Linked DNA regions of Homo sapiens: region 2 is linked to region 1. A link is a contact called in ENCODE Hi-C or POLR2A ChIA-PET data. All regions are on one chromosome and are shown on one strand. Each heading gives the region's core, a stretch centred on a gene start or an enhancer-like site at or near the end of the contact. The rest is flanking DNA. Distances are from core to core; before and after follow the strand shown.

Region 1 (5,276 bases), core at 1,609-4,108:
TTGATTTTGGTATTTGGTTAATAAATGAACAATAATTTTATTCTATAATGTTCAGAATATTTTAGAATTCATTTGGTGTTGTCGAGCAAAAAATTTATGAAAGGATATAGCTCATTTATTTTTCTTTTCAATTATATTTCATGAAGTTCAAGTGTGAAGGTATAGTTTGTGCTCATCAATTAATATATCCTGTCATGCCTAAAAATGTTGGATTTATACTTTTCTATAGTCCTAATATTTAACTTGAAAATCTTCTTGGGGACTTCTTTTAAGTTCAGTGTTTCTAAGAAGTTCTTAGTTTGTTAATTTTTTTCCAAGCTGATTTAGAAACTTTTTGAATGCATCTTAAAATTTTTTGAAGAAATACATTTTTTCTTTGTGTGCTATAAAGTACTCCAGTACTCCTTTAGAATACGTGTATGAGGTAACAGAACTAACATCTTTGTGGAAACTGCTTTTCTTGTGTAGTTACCTTATTGCGCCTATTGTGTCTGGGAGAAGTCACTGATTTTTCTGGATATTCTCCAAATGTCTTTACCAGTGTTTAGCATTATAATAGGAGTCAAGTCTTTTTTTTTTCCACTATAATTTCAGATCGTGAATGTACTCCAGAATAAATATAGTACATAGTTTGTCTTTGCAATGCAAAACCTCAGTCATGTGCCTCCCCACCCCTCCTGGGGGTTAATATTAGGAATTAGAATAAGTCAATGAAATATGGGAACATATTTCATGATCTCACTCATGGCCTGCTTGAGAGGGCCTGAAATAACTACTGAGTAAAAAATAATATTAATCTTAATTGAATTTTCCTAAAGTTAATTGTGATAATGGTTATTTTTCTACTAGGTAAATCAACTGCTTTTTTGAGAATAAATGCCTAAATGAAATCCTGCTTATTTCAATCTATTTAATGCATCTTTAACCTTGAATCAGCATTAGAGTTGTGGCTGTTTTTATTATTATAATTTAACCTCAGTTTTAATATCATATTTAGATTAACTATTTAACAGCTGAACTTGTAATAGCTGTGCATGTTGAGGGCCGCTTCCTGCTAATACCTTTGATTTTCTGTCTGGGGACTTCCTTTTTGACCACTGGGGCATGAATGCCCTGCTCATACAAAGGCTAAGCCAGGAGTGCAGGGGAATTAACTTCAGAAACAGCTCACAAGCAGTGTTAAGGGGGAAGCTAGTAATGACTATCACAGTTTTCTCACCCCTTCATCTGATTAACTTTGAGGCATATTCTACCTCAGTACTTTACAAACTTTATCATTTGGGGATCCTGTTAAAAATTCACATCCTGATTCAGTGGATTTGTGGTAGAGCTTCAGATGATGATGATGATGATGATGATGATGATGATGATGATGATGATGGTCCGCTTTGAGTAGCAGGCTCTACACTGTCTCTCAGAATTCCCCAGTGGAATTCAGCTTCATTTGCCCTCAGTGGTAACTTTCTTGATTATTCTCCTTTGGTTGGTTTTCTTCTCTTGCCTGTTTCTCACTTCTCTATTCCCCTACTAGTGTTTCCTACTTGCATGTGAATTCTTATTTCAGGTTGCTTCTGGGGTAACCCAAGCCAAGAATATGCATCTATCTATTTATCTATCTGCTCACCTATCCATCCATCTATTCATCTACATCTATCCATCCATCCATCCATCCATCCATCCATCCATCCATCCATCCATCCATCCATTTACCTATCTATCTAGCTATGTAATGCATTCATCTATCTTCTATTTATCTATTTATGTAATCTATTTATCTATCTTATCTATCATGTGTCTAATATATTCATTTATCCACCTATCTATTCATCTACCTAATCTATTCATCTATGTATCTACTATTTATCTAATCTATTCATCTATCCATCTATCTAATCTGTCTACCTACTTACCTACCTATCTGGAACATAGCAACAGAGCACAGCCTCTTAAAAAATCCAGTAAATTGAAGAGCTGAAAGAGAAAGAATGAAGACATACTGGAGGGGGTGGAAAGGAAAAGTTGATGACTACCACCTAAAGGGACTTTTTCTTCCTCCTTGTGTCATTTTCAACAGGATGTGGTATCATGGAGCTCTGGTGAAAGAAGAGACTAGGCAGTTAGCTATGGCTACATAAATGGGACAGCTCCAGAAGTCCATGGAGGGATCCCCTTTCTACTAGGAAAGATGGGCAAGGACTTTATGCCTGATTCTATTATTCAGGGCACATTGCTGACAGGGTTGGCCAGTGAGGCCATAGAGAGAAGGCAGGCCAAATGCTAATCTTGGAAAGGACGGAAATCAGCATAAGCAGAGAGACACAGGGTGAAGTGGTAGCGGAGAGCGGATGCCACAGTGTGTGGGCTTGTGGGTCAGCCCTATTAAAGGGAGGAAATCAGTAAATGGGCTTGCAGATGGTTACCCAAGATTTCTTCATGACTTTGTGCAGCCTGTACAATGTATGCTCCTTATCTTGTGGGAGTGTAATTGAGAGCCCTGGACTTCCTCAGCTCAGATCCCAACTCTGCCACCTCCTGGTTATGCTACCTTAGCATGTGTATTCAACCTCTTTAAGCATCGGTCTTCCCATCTATGTAGTGGGGACAGTAATTCCTATTTCATGGGATTGTCATAAAAATTAAATGAGATATTTTGTACAAAGTGCTGCCTTTATTACAGCTGGAGGATAAGAGAGCAGCCCTGATACTGTAAATATTCCCAAGAATGATGAGGAAATGACGGTGGACCTTTTACTTGATTCCAGCGTTATGAACACACACACACATACACACACAGATATAAGCACACATATGTTTAATAGCATATAGGTAGAAAGCCACAGGAGCGGTAATACCCTGATTATGTAAATCAACCCCAGCTCTAACAGCTAAAAAACCCTACTGCTGCTCTTAGCTATGCATGAAATCACCCCCATGAAACTTCTTTGAATAAAGCAAACATCTGTTCTTGGTGGAATGCAAAAGAGAAACTTTATTTGAAGTTCCTGCTTCCCCTTCTCATTAAAAGTATTTCGAGCACTATTAAAATAGTTTCTGCCAAGAGCACTTTTTGTGCTCTTCAGTTTCTTAGGTTCACTGGCCTGAGAACCAGCATTCAGCATTCTTAGTCCCACCATAGCTGGGAGTCTGGGGTCTGGGAAAGGGATAGAGTCAGTTTGTTTTTGCCATCAAGACCCTCTGATCGCCTCAGATGGTCTCACCTGCTATTGCTTCTTTCCCGTCCTGACAGGTTGATATTCTGGAAGCAAGATCTTGGAAGGCCAAGGACAGGTCATTTCTTAGGACTGTGCAAAAGAGAATCAGTCTTTACAGTAAGCTATTTGATTCTAGTAGTTCTTTCATCTCAGTCTTTTGAAAGCAACTTCCCCTCTTTAACCAACACCTGCCATGGCCTCTTCATGAGCCGAAGAAGGTGAGTGCTGATGGAAATCCCAGATGTGGCCAAAACTCCCCAGCAGCAGACAGGTCAAAGGTCTTTTGTACCCTTTCCCGTAACGGGTGGCACTTGATCTTCAGAGTGGCTTACACTGTTCAAGAGGGTTTGAATCATAAGACATTTGGGGTTAAAAAAAAAAACCTGTCATTTTGCATTTTGATTTTTGTAGAGCCAACTACAACGTATTTGAAAATTGTGTTCTTGAAATAAGCCTGTAATAGTAGGTGTCAAAAGTATCAGAGATAAAATGTCTACTCTTTTAGTGGCGTAAGTTGTCGTTGTTTCAAATTACATTTCCTTGTACTATATGATGGATGTACTATGCACACACACTTTATCACACACGTGTGTGTGTGGGAGTGGAAATGTGTAGGTAGTCAGAGAGGGAAGAATAAAGAATTCATGCTAATGTCTAAATAAATGAATTAATTAGTGAAATAAATAGATTCCTGTTTACACTATACTACAATTTTTAAGGATAACCAGTTGTTAATTAATACACTGGACTTGAAGGAGACTCATTTGTGTTGAAACATGAAATGTTTGTCCTCTCTCCTTCTCCCTCCCACCTGGAAAACATGAAAGATCTGCAACTCACACATACTAGTGTAATTTAAACACACTTTGAAAGAATTGATAGGCTGGGCGTTGTGGCTCACGCCTGTAATCCCAGCACTTTGGGAGGCTGAGGCAGGCGGATCACGAGGTCAGGAGATCCAGACCATCCTGGCTAACACAGTGAAACCCCGTCTCTACTAAAAATACAAAAGAATTAGCCAGGCGTGGTGGCAGGCACCTGTAGTCCCAGCTACTCGGGAGGCTGAGGCAGGAGAATGGTGTGAACCCGGGAGGCAGAGCTTGCAGTGAGCCGAGATTGCGCCACTGCACTTCAGCCTGGGAGACAGCGAGACTCGGTCTCAAAAAAAAAAAAAAAGAATTGATAGGCAGCAATTCTAACCTAAAGGGTTCATATTGAAACCACTGATCATAGATATCTGAATAGGTCCTAATTAATGAGAGAGTGCAACCATTTTCTGCTTGAGGGAATTGCCCATGTTCCAGACTGCAGACTTGACATTCACATGCCATGAGAAAACATGGATTCAAATACAGAGACCCTAGGCTATTTCCTGGAGCTCCAACGATGTCATCAGAAACAAAAATGTTCCATTTGACAACCATGAGATTTGACACTATTGACCTACATGGAAGTTTTTAACACTGCCACTCATTCTGCCATGTGTAAAGGGGTTCAGCAGGGTGACCTCAGGGATGCATACATGCATTTTCTCCACACGTCCTCCTTAATTCAAGGATCATATCTGTGGCTCCCCTAGCAAAGAATCAAAGGCCAAAGGTGGGTGGCCCAGACTCTTTCTCGTACTGGGGAACACAGGCAACAGCTGCGGCATATCACTGAGCTTGGCTGCTGACAGGGAAAAGCATTGATAATTTCATCAGATCTCACAGATCAGAAACAACAGAATACCCTCCCGCTAATTGGTGGCCACCGTGACCGCTATAGTTGGTTTGATTGAAATCAGTATTTAAATGATATTTTTAAATTGTGGTGAAATACACGTAACATAAAATTTACCATCTTAACCATTTTTTTAGTGTATAGTTCAGTCGTGTTAAGTATGTTTACAGTGTTGTGCAACCAATTCCAGAACTGTTTCATCTTGCAGAACTGAAACTCAATGCCCATTAAGCAATTCCCATTTCCCACTCTCCACAGCCCCTGGCAACTGCAATTCAACTTTCTCTCTCTACAAATTTGGCTACTTTAGGTACCTCACGTAAGCGGAATCATACAGTGTTT
Region 2 (5,314 bases), core at 123-2,622, 95 kb before region 1:
GCCTTGGGAATTCCCCCCAAAGGTGTGTGACATTATAATTATCTCCATTTTAAGGTGAGGAAGCTGATTCATGGAGAGGTTAAGTAACTATACCAAGGCCACACAGCAGGTACATGGCACAACTAGGATTTGAACCCAGGCAAGCTGACTCCACAGCTTTTGCTTGTAACCCTTAAGGAGGCTCCAAAGTTCCCTCATTAAGTGGTTGTGAATCAAAGCAGGTGTGTTCACTCAGTACATATTAAGTGCTCAATAAAACATAGTTACTCTACTGTATTAGGATGTAATCTCCCGTCCCTTCTACCTACTAACTAGAAATCTATCATGCATTTTTCGCCATCCCACTAACAAGCAGAAAGTCCCTGAGGCTGAAATATCTTTGAAGAAGAGGGAGAGAAATAGAATGGATGTCATGCTATTTTTTTAAACAATAATAACTATTATGGTACAGTTCCTTTATAAGCCAAATGGAGCCTCTGCATTTCCTCTCCTCTTTCCTTACCTGATCCCTGGCCTCTCTCACCCTGGCACCGGGGTAAGAGCGGTGAGGGTCAGTGTAGCAGGCTGGGCATTCAGAAAAACTGACTGGAGCAAGAGTTGGAGGTGGGTGGGCAGATTTAGGGGAGCTCTTCTCATGATGGCGACTATGTTTTCTGCCACTCACCCCCCAGATGGGAACACGCTGTCTGACAAACAGAGTACTTAATGTTCTGTTTGTTGAAATCATTTCTCAATCACCCTCACCCCTCCCTACCTTTCAAGTGTTCTAGTTAATGCAGAAACATCCCGTTTCTTTCCATTGAGGAAACCAAGTGACCCCAACATTCCATAGACCTATTCTTGTCCTACTTTCAAAAAAAAACAGCTCTTCCTGCTGACCGCCTGCCTATAATAAGTCATAGCTTAGTTAGTAGATCTGAATGTCCTAGTTAGAGATAAGTTGGCTGAAGCACAGTACATCTACGTGTAGAATTTGGAGGAAAGGACTGAAGAAAGATACCGTGATTTAAAAACCTCATCTTCACCCTACACTCCTTGAAATAAGTAGAGAAGCAAAGCTTCTTATGTATAGTAAGAAATATAGATTAAAAGGTGAATAGCAGAAGAGTGGTGGCTTGGAGTTACATTAATTGAAATCAACAAGACCAAATCCTTCCCTGCAAGCACATTTTGATGAGGTAAAACTGGAAGGAGTCCATGGATATTCAGTACTTAAAAAAAAGGCTTGATCATAACAAATGCCAAGAAAAAGAAGAAAGAAAATAAAATGGGGCCGGGCGCAGTGGCTCACGCCTGTAATCCCAGCACTTTGGGAGGCCGAGGTGGGCGGATCACTTTGAGCTCAGGAATTCAAGACTAGCCTGGCCAACATGGTGAAACCCTGTCTCTACTAAAAATACAAAAATTAGGTGGATGTGATGGCATGCATCTGTAGACCCAACTACTCGGGGGGCTGAGGCTGGAGAATCACTTGAGCCCAGGAGGCAGAGGTTGCCGTGAGCCGAGATTGTGCTACTGCACTCCAGCCTGAGTGACAGAGCAAGAGACACAGTCAAAAAAAGAAAGAGGCTGGGCGTGGTGGCTCACACCTGTAATCCCAGCACTTTGGGAGGCCAAGGTGGGCAGATCATGAGGTCAGGAGTTTGAGACCAGCCTGACCAACAAGGTGAAACCCAGTCTCTATTAAAACTACAAAAAGTAACCGGGTGTGGTGGCATGTGCCTGTAACCCCAGCTACTCAGCAGGCTGAAGCAGGAGAATCACTTGAACCTGGGAGGCAGAGGTTGCAGTGAGCCGAGATTGTGCGTGGGTGACAGAGTGAGAGTCTGAGAAAGAAGGAAGGAAGGAAGGAAGGAAGGAAAGAAAGAAAGAAAGAGAAAGAAAGAAAGGAGAAAGACAGAGAGAAAGAAAGAAAGAAATGAAGAAAGAAAGAAAGGGGGAGCAAGACAGAGAGAGAGAGAAATAAAAGAAGAAAGAAAAAAGAAAAAGAAAGGAAGAAAGAAAGAAAAAAGAAAGAAAGAGAGAAAGGAAAAGAAAGAAGAAAGAAAAGGGATTTAGGATGAAAAACTGGTAGTACCAAAGGGTCACTTCATACTTACAGTAGATTTTCTCATGGGATAGCCATTAGAGGTTGGCACTTTAAAAGCAATGTATGAGAGGTGGAAACCAAAACAGAAACTGCCTATCTTGAAGTAAGATGCATTTTAGTCTGATGAAAACCAGCGTCTTCACACCAACAACGTGTGCTGAAAGGATGCACAGCAAGGAGTTGCCTCGTCATTGAATGAGCTCTAAGCAAATGACTTAGGGGACCCAGGCTTCAGTCCTAGCTGTGTCATCTGATCAGTTGCCCAACTTCATGTGAGTTACGTCATCTTTCCCACCGTGATCTCCTCAGTTTCACTATCTGTAGAGTGGGAGATACAATAAACATGCCCCAGGACCACTGTGAAAGTGAAATAATATGAGTCAATGTGCTGTGTTAATTGTAAAATAATATCTAAATCTTGGCTGTTAATATTTTGATCCAATGTTGTTACCTAGCACCAAGATTGAAGAGATAAATCAAACATTAAAAAGAAAACCTAGATTAGTTTTTGCTGTACTGAACATTAAGAAAGGAGGGTTACCTCGAGAGGAGAACCGTATAAAGCTCAATTAAAATGGAAAGGGCACTGCAGTGGACTCTATGATTGGTCAAAATATTAGGCTTTCTTCATTAATCCTTCCTCCTTGGTTTGTCTGGTTAAAATCACACACAGTGGTCTGAAAGTGCAGTGGGCATCAATTAAGATTTAGGTCAGAGCCTCTGAGGTAGCCAGTGATTTAGTTTCTGGGATTAAGGAAGACAAAAGCTTACCGATGGCTGGATGAGAATAACATTCCTTTCTATTGTGATCATCCTACATCAAGGAAATGTTTGAAATTTAGGGAGTCTGTTAAAGTTATTATATGGCCGAGCTTTTGAAAAACACAGCAGCACAAATGTGTTTTATCAGTCTTTACTGTTGGTAAGAATCCTGGAGAAAGGAAATTTGATCAGTCTCCCAATGCAGTTTACTCCAAAATGGATCACTAGTCTAGAGGACCAACTGCATCTATCAGAGTCAGATCTATCTGCCAAGACTCCCCACTTCCCTCACCATCATTCACACATCCTGTGCTTTCTTTGCAAATGATACAGACTGTCATTAGGTTTAGAGTAAGCTGCAATTAGCAAGTCTCTCAACTTCTCTTACAAGGAACTTATTTTTAGTGGAAAGTTTTGTAATGGTTCCTGTCTAATGTTTAACTCTTCCCTGGAGACCAAACTCCCTAGCTCAATCATTGACAGCAGGATTCCAGGAGTGAATGGCATCCCTTTGAACCAACTAGTGACTGTAATTGCTTAAACCTAGCTACTAGCCATTTCGGCACCTTCTACACAGCACCCCTTGCAAATAAGTCCGGCAGAGCTATGGAATTTTGGCCTTTTTGTCTGAACTCTCGGGATTGTATGAGACTGGACCTTGGTTCTTAAAAGGGCTCTTCAGTGTGGTCAGGGCTGGTGATCAAAAGCATCAGTCTCAGCACCTAGTCACATGTGTTTTTCGTGTTTTCGTGGATGAGGCTGGTTCTGTGCTTGCCAAGGTCAAGCAACTCAATTACCCAGGGCCTGCTTGGAAGCTACTGTGCGCAGTCTGGCCCTCAGTGGCTTCTCCCCTTGCCCTTGGGCCCTGATGGCTGTTTGCAAGCTGGGAAGAAGACACCAGGGCTGGGGGGTACCCAGAAACCCAAACAGATGGAGAAAAGTTTCAAAAAGGCAAAACAATGAAGATTTGCTTAATTTACAGATAAAATAAAATAAACATAATTTAATCTATCAACTATATTTATTCCTGTGGTTCTTCATTAGCACAGAAAAATTAAGAATTGTTTATATTTTAAGAGTAATACAATGAATCTTTCTTCTATTCCTGAATGAGTCACACCGAAGTAACTACCACAACTCTTGGATACGCTACTAATCAACACACAATAAAACAAATGATCGCCATGGTTTTCCAACTTTAAACCCACTTGGAAAAAGTTCCATGCTGGTGGGAGCTACACCACCACGTAGCTCCATACGAATTTGTTGACTGATGACTGACACACAGAAGGGTCTACAGAATAATAAAGGAAAGCTAACTTTAAAAAACCCTCCTTCTATTTCATTTGAGTGCTTGTACATATCTGCTTATGTTTATCATCTAGTCATGAAATATCATTTCGGCTTTCTTTACAGAGGTTGGGGTGAATTTAACTGGATCATTTCATGTATCCTATAAGCCTTTGGGTTTTGTTTTTTTCTTGATCTTCTGGAATTCTTTTTTCTGTCAAACCCTACTCATTCTTTACATCCCTTCTCTTTTATGAAAACTCATTCCCTCTCCTCCTCTTCCTCCCACTAGCTAATATGTATTGAGCACTTAATGTGTCAGATACCACTTTAGGTGCTGTGTGTGTGTTGACTCATGTAACATTCAAAATCATCCATTGACTCATAAAACCTTCAAAACCACCGGTGAGGTAGGGCTCTTATTACCTCCTTTGTGCAGATGAGAAACAGAGAAACAGAAAAGTAAAGTAATTTGCTCAATAGCACATGGCAGGTGGGTGGTACAGGTTGGATTTGAACTCAGGCAGTTGGTTCTCTCTTAAGCACTCCAACCTTCTTGAATCTGTCCATTTCCTGAACCCTGATGATCATTTCCCCAACTTATGTTGCTTGATAGTTGCTTTGTGAATGTTCCCATGCTGCAGAGAAAGAATCTCCTTAGAGAGTATGCCATGACTTTCTTACATTGCTTAGAACTTTTTTTTTGCTTTGCCATTTATTTTTATCAATTATTTATTAACAAATTAACAAAACAAGAAAACAAGCCAAAACAAAAATGGTCAAAAGATAAGCCTGACGAGGGGAGAAGAATTATTATTTTTAAGTAAAATAATCTTAAAAACACATTCCTACTGTTAAATTTTATTAGGAACTCCCCATTTCTCCAACCATTGCTCCTGTGTACTACACAACCTGGCATGCATGAGTGATTGTGCACGTGTACACACACAGAGTTTTTAAAATTTGAGCCAGTTTTCAATCACAAAGCAACGTAAACTCATTTTTAAATATCTAAAGACAGACAATGTCTACTGCAGAAAGTGAACCTGTCTTATAAACCCAATCCCAAAACATTTAAAAATATTTGGGAGTCTATATTTTGCTAGACTTTTATTCTACAATGAGATAGATAAAAATGGGCTTGTACTGTATGTTCTTTTGCATTTGTTGCTT

The links. Hi-C counts contacts between places; a loop is a spot of excess contacts on that map. ChIA-PET counts read pairs that join two places held with the same protein, here RNA polymerase II (POLR2A). Pooled maps may share reads with other maps.
Region 2: a map with no recorded cell type shows a loop between it and region 1 (8-fold over the local background). The contact joins two enhancer-like sites. A Hi-C loop is called at or near these places in 3 of 168 maps with a recorded cell type or tissue (B cell, GM12878 and GM13976), 34 of 37 single-sample maps with no recorded cell type and 18 of 50 pooled maps. POLR2A ChIA-PET finds 5 or more read pairs at or near these places in 7 of 52 experiments (GM12878, OCI-LY7, activated B cell and 3 more).

The regions. Positions count from the first base shown.
Region 1 is chr6:11,458,038-11,463,313 of GRCh38, forward strand. The region is part of intron 1 of LOC105374928 (a long non-coding RNA gene); the gene reads left to right. Among named protein-coding and RNA genes, the nearest start is that of TMEM170B, 77 kb to the right of the region's middle. RefSeq lists an enhancer at 2,185-2,374. Within about 2 kb of position 2,859, at least 7 of the 41 ENCODE cell types and tissues checked have a DNase peak (open chromatin) inside an H3K27ac peak, as active enhancers do; they include B cell and GM12878, where a contact is called at or near this core.
Region 2 is chr6:11,364,437-11,369,750 of GRCh38, forward strand. It overlaps a transcript of NEDD9 not described here. Among named protein-coding and RNA genes, the nearest start is that of NEDD9, 130 kb to the left of the region's middle. RefSeq lists a silencer at 680-974. Within about 2 kb of position 1,373, at least 18 of the 41 ENCODE cell types and tissues checked have a DNase peak (open chromatin) inside an H3K27ac peak, as active enhancers do; they include B cell and GM12878, where a contact is called at or near this core.